Linked DNA regions of Homo sapiens: region 2 is linked to region 1. Evidence: chromatin contacts called from ENCODE Hi-C data. All regions are on one chromosome and are shown on one strand. Each heading gives the region's core, a stretch centred on a gene start or an enhancer-like site at or near the end of the contact. The rest is flanking DNA. Distances are from core to core; before and after follow the strand shown.

Region 1 (2,900 bases), core at 115-2,614:
CCAGATGTGCAGCCTGCCTGGGGGTGCTGAGTGGTGTTTGGGGACCATGGCCTGTGGGAAGGAGGCCAAGCCCTTCTGCCTGAGCAGGGCAGCAGAGATTCCGCGCTCTGTCGGCCAATGCCCAACTAAAGACAGGAAATTCGAGGTGAGTGACACCCAGAGGTTCGGAGAGGAAATGACACCTGGAAAGCCTGGCCCTTAAGTCCAGCCTTTGCCCTGAGGGGTGGGAGCCCATAGGCCTTCCAGCTGGGTCCCCGCAGGAGAGGCCTGGAGAATGGAGGGGAGAGCACTTCGTTGTCATCTGGATCTGCCTGCAGCCCCGGTCACCTGGCTGAATCTGGGCAGGGCCAGGCCAGGCCCACCTTGGACAGGTGCCCTGCACCGCGTGGACAGGACCGAGGCTCGGGAATCCTTGCTTCCCACGGCAAATTTTCCCTCTGGAAAACGGGAGAGACAGAAACGTGTTGCACGGAAGCACCGGGAACGCGGCGCGCCCACGCTTCTGGCCCTGGCTGGGGGCGCCGTCGGGAGACCCATCCCTCATTCCGAGGGAGCCCCCCAGGACCCCCCCGCACCGCGCCCTCCCTCTCCCCTGCGCTTGAGAAGGACTTGGTGCCTCCAGGTCGCGGGAATCTTCATCACTTCTGCAGCACTGGAGGAGGGCGCCGTTTCCACCCCTCACCATAGGCTGTAGCCGCAGGCCAGGACGCTCAGCTGGCCCCGCTGGGGCGTCCTGGCAGACAAAGTCGTCAAGAGGATTTCCAAGCGCAGCGAAGTTGCCCCTCAGATGATCAGGCAGGGTCGGGGGACCCGGCCCTGGGATCCCGCGGCCCGTTAGCTAGCCTGACTCAGCCCCGGTGAGGCGGATCCGGAGCGGGAGCCGGGCGCACTCGTGTGGCCATGCCTGGGAACGCAGGTCCGGGAAATGGGCCGCCGGGAGCTCAGGACCAGCTGCCAAGACCCCAGGGAAAGAAACATCATCTGGAGGAAGGAGGCGAAGGGAGGGAGGCCCCGGGAGCCCCTTGACAGGCCTCATTCACGCTCTGCATGTTGGAAGGCCCTTGACAGAACTGAATCTTTTATGATGGCCAGAGATGCATCCCCTTTGAAAGGAGGGCTGCCAGGTAGCACAGCCCTGCATCCTGTTCCCCAAGTTTCCCTTTCCCCTGGGGACTCACTGAGCACCTAGTCACCCCACGGCTTTGCTCTCCCTTGGGAGCTCTAGCCTGAGTCCGGTGTGAGGCTCCTCCAAGGCTGCCCTGAAGATTTGGAGGCAGCCTAAGAGACATAGCCCAGGGTAACAGGAAACAAGACAGTAACAGACAACTAAGCCCTGTGGAATCCATTCATTCCACAGGAGGTGGGGCGTGACCACCATGAGCTAGCCACCCTGGAAGGCTCTGAAGCTGTGTCCTTTGCACGCTACAGGAGGCTTTTGAATTCGACCACCAAAATTCAGACTTACCAAAGGGCAAACCCCACAGTGAGTCCTCTGCTCAGCAGGGGGCTTCTGGGTTCCTTCCCTGCTTTAAGCCCAGAAAGAGACCTCACATACTTCTGGCTCCCCAGCCCTATGCACCTCTGACGTGAGAACTCACATTTAATGGGGAGTTACTGTGTGGGAGGCACACACTCCCTTCTGATCATTTGGGTGGGCACTGGTCCTACCCAGTTTCATTCAAGAATTGGAGTGTGACTGATGTGGTTTGGCCATGTCACCACCCAAATTTCATCCTGAATTCTCAGTTATTGTGGGAGAGACCTGGTGGGAGGTAACTGAATCATGGGGGCAGGTCTTTCCCGTGCTGTTCTTGTGATAGTGAATAAGTCTCGTGAGATCTGATGGTTTGAAAAACAGAGTCTCCCTGCACAAGCTCTCTTCTCTTGTCTGCCACCATGTGAGACCTGCCTTTCACCTCCTGCCATGATTGTGAGGCCTCCCCAGCCATGTGGAACTGTAAATCCATTAAATCTCTTTCTTTTGTAAATTGCCCAGTCTCAGGTATCTCTTTATCAGCAGCATGAAAACGGACTCATACAGTGACCTTAGATGTGCTAAGAGTAAACTGGAAATTTTGAAGAAGTTCATCCAGGCAGATTGCCTTCACATTTTGGCCAGCTGCCTGGGAGCTTGATGCCATCTTTTGGATTTAGCCCAAGATTCTCAAACTTGTGATCAGTTATACTCCAAGGAATCCATAAAGGAATTTTGCTTTATTTAGTCATTTCATGGAGCATGGCGCACTGGGATATGTTGACAGTCATTTGATGTGATTGTGAGTTTGTTATTGATATAATTAGTGCAGCCAGAGAAAAGCAGCTAAAACTTCTGGGAAATTGACTCGTAATATTGTAACACATAATATAGGGGAAAAAGCAGAACCACAATAATGATTGGGGACTTGTGGTTCCTGTGCGCTTGAAGATGTGTGTGCTTGGGATTTTGATAATTTACAAAGCTTTATGCCCTCATCTCTCTGCTTTCCAGCCTTTTTAAGATCTGAAAGGAAATTTGCAAATTGGCTTCTGAAAACTATAACTGATACATCAGCAAATCAGAGCTGGCCTTGGTGAGTGAAGTCCAAATGCTGGGGCCCAGACCTGGACCCCAGTGATGGAAGGAGCACTGTATACCTGGAGACCAAAGAATCCTTTTCAAAAGAGACACCCACTTCAGGTGCAGGGGTGGCTCATTCTACTTCTGAGAAACAAACTTGCCTTCCCCCTGCCCCTCCTTTCCCATTGTTGACAACACCCCCACCCCAATCCCTGGCCTGCTGACACAGAGAACGTGTCCCAACTGGCAGAGCAAAGTTGTTTGGAGCCACTGAACACTTTAGCCAAATTCTTCAACTCTAAGCTAGCCTGCATCTAGAAGACAAAGACAACTGTTCTCCCAT
Region 2 (2,900 bases), core at 283-2,782, 130 kb before region 1:
ATGAGAACTCCTAGAATATTCCGAGTCACAAGGACATTCTTGATTTCACCCAAGGTGGAAGTAAAATTAGGGAGTGACTGAAATGTCCAAGCTGACACATTCCACTCAAAGCACCAAATCTACATGTTCTAACAGACACTGCAGTTTGCGCATCCAGTGTTCATTGCCCCCGCTTCTCTCTTATTACTAAATCTTCTTTATGGAGGGGGCAATGTACCAGCTAGACTGTTACATTACAATCTCCCTTGCAACTAAGAGTGGCCAGATGCCACAGCTCTGCCCAATGAGACATGAGAGAAAGTCTGCGGGAATACCTGGGAAAGTGTCCTTTCCCCATTTCCCATTCATTGCACTGCCCCATCCCATATGTGTCCTTCCTGTTCCTGCCTGGGATATGAACAGGAGGCTGGAGAAGGAGCAGCCGCTATTTTGCCACCCGATAGTAATATGAGAATGAAAGTTGTAAACTGAGAATAGCGGAGCAGAAAGACAAGGAGTTCAGGGTACAAATGCCAGTTTGCAGGAGCCACCCCCCACCTAGACTCCTGTCCCAGATGTTTAGTCCCATGAAAAATACGTATACTCTTACCCTACTTGAAGCCATTTCTTTTTAGATTTCTATAGGTGCATCTGACAAATAGACATGACACTGTGTGAGTTCACTAAGCAGAGGAAGTCTAAAATAATTGCTATTTAAATTGCCAGCCCCACAGACCCTCCAGTTCTGTAAAACTCAAAGTTCTTTTGGGCTGCTGGGAGTTAGTCTACACCAAATAAATTCTGACCCCCAAATCCATGGCCTGGGAATATCCGCCAGGTCCTGATTCCCTGGAGGCTTAGCTGTGGCCATGTAACTCTCTACAGAAGCCTTGGCATGAAGTTTAAGAAATCAATGGGAAGTAGAACACCAGGGTCTATAGACGATTTAGAGACATGTTTAGAATGTAGGGATGAGGTGACATGGAGAGAGCGATATGCCACCCCACTGCACTGCTGATGTATCCTGGCACTCAAGGATGTCCAATAACATGAAGCCATAAAGACTGCAAGTTCTGTGCGTGGACAGCTCCTGCGGCTCATCAGCCTAACTATTATCTGCATGAGGATCCCATCAAGACCAAACCCACACCAGTCATACGAACAGAGATAATTTAGTATAAAAAATTGCTAACTAGGTGTAAAGTTATTAACTAGGTAACGGAAAGGGTAAAAAGAGAACTCTAAGGTATTACAGAAATAGTCACTATAGGAACAGCCATTTTCACTAGGTCCAGAGGAACAAAGGGAGAGAGGTTGGAATTATTAAAACAGAAATGTAGAGAAGTCCTTTGAGACGAAACTCAGACTTTAGAGTAGAGCGGACCAGCCAGTGCTGGGTCTCCATGGCAATGGAGTGGTGTTGGGGGTGTGGGGTGCAGTGAGTCTAGCTCGTCTAGGGTTGGAAAAACTGCAGACTGAGTTCTGCTGCCTGTGGGGGCAGGGGAGCATTGCAGGTTGCGGTGGGGAGGAGCACACTCCCCTCTCACGCCTCTCCTCCTGCCCTACAGGCACCTTCCGGCGCCCTCTACTGGCAAAGCCCAGCATAATAAAGAAGGGGCAAAGCAGGAATGTGGGGCTTGTAGAGTCCCAAATCCAACATCAGCTGAGAGGCATTGGAGCTGAGAGACAAATATTTAGTAACTAGCACAAGATCGCTGTAGCAGATACTCAGTGAACAGTGTTTGCCTATATATTCAGAAAGATACTAATTAGCAGAAGCCAGAAAGTAGATCTTAGAGGTTCAGAAGCATCCAAACACATTGAGGGGATGGGAGAGGGGGCTGGGAGGAGTTGGTAACCAGGCAGAAATTAATAAAGAGTATTGAATTTGATTCCCAGAAGCCAGCCCGTTCTCACTATTGAAAGATCAAAGCAGGGCTAAGAAAACGGGAGAGGGGATGGACCTGCTGCAGGAAATAGCCTGTCATAGGGTGCGTGTGAATTTCTTCTGGGGGTGTGGCAACCAGAGGCTTCAAGTGGTTGCTCCTTCTCAGGATCCTTTTTTCCCCTCACATTAAAGACGTTGATCTCAGAAGGGAAGGGGATCAAATGCTTCATCTCAGGAGTATGAGGCTGCTCGTCCCCTGTTCCTGAGATTTGTAACAAGAGTCCAAGTCAACTCAGCCAGGTTCCTGGGGACTCCCAAGATGCTAACAGGCTCTCAGAGCAAAAGGAGGCCAAGCGGGTTGGAGAGGCATGGGCAGGTGAGCAGAAGGAATCTGGAGGGACTCACTGAGGCATTAGATTTCTCTGTGTGGCGTCCCTCACATTGCTTAGGCAGAAGGTGACAGACTAAAATGTTAACATAACTATGTCCCCAACTTTGCCCTAACACCCCGCCCATCCCCACTAAACAGCATCATAGCCTGCCCTGATGCCGTTTCCTCCCTTCCTCCAAGGTCATCATCCTTGCTTTTGTGTTGCAGAATGGAGAGGAAGGGCATACAGAGGGAAGTACCCAGGGGTGAGAGACTATAGCCATGTAGAGGGGTCTTTTGAGGACCAAGTCTTGGGGAGCAGCTGTGGTGAGGGAGGCAATGTGAGAGAGAATAAAAGGGCAATTTAAAAGGCATTGGAAGAGATCATGCTTTCCCTTCATGGGCCTATAAAAGTACCAGCAAAGAATGTAAATTGGTTTGAAGTGATTTTGGGTTGTATACACTGTGTTCTTTTAACCACAGCTCTGCTTTGAGAATAAGCCCACGGTGGCTCTGTAAAAGTCATAAAAATAATCTTGAAATTCCCCTCAGAGATGTAGGGACTGTCAGAGGATCCCTGAAGCCTTTTCTACTTTGATTTCCAGGCCCTTTCTTTGCCAGGCCTGCTCTGGCCTTGGCCTTCCTGCAATAGCTCTCACAGAC

The links. A loop is a pair of places that touch in the nucleus more often than their neighbours do. Pooled maps may share reads with other maps.
Region 2: a map of K562 shows a loop between it and region 1 (2.4-fold over the local background). The contact joins two enhancer-like sites. A Hi-C loop is called at or near these places in 1 of 168 maps with a recorded cell type or tissue (K562), 2 of 37 single-sample maps with no recorded cell type and 8 of 50 pooled maps.

Annotation. Positions count from the first base shown.
Region 1 is chr10:84,538,680-84,541,579 of GRCh38, reverse strand. No RefSeq gene overlaps it. Among named protein-coding and RNA genes, the nearest start is that of CCSER2, 210 kb to the right of the region's middle. Within about 2 kb of position 1,364, at least 2 of the 41 ENCODE cell types and tissues checked have a DNase peak (open chromatin) inside an H3K27ac peak, as active enhancers do.
Region 2 is chr10:84,664,728-84,667,627 of GRCh38, reverse strand. No RefSeq gene overlaps it. Among named protein-coding and RNA genes, the nearest start is that of CCSER2, 340 kb to the right of the region's middle. Within about 2 kb of position 1,532, at least 2 of the 41 ENCODE cell types and tissues checked have a DNase peak (open chromatin) inside an H3K27ac peak, as active enhancers do.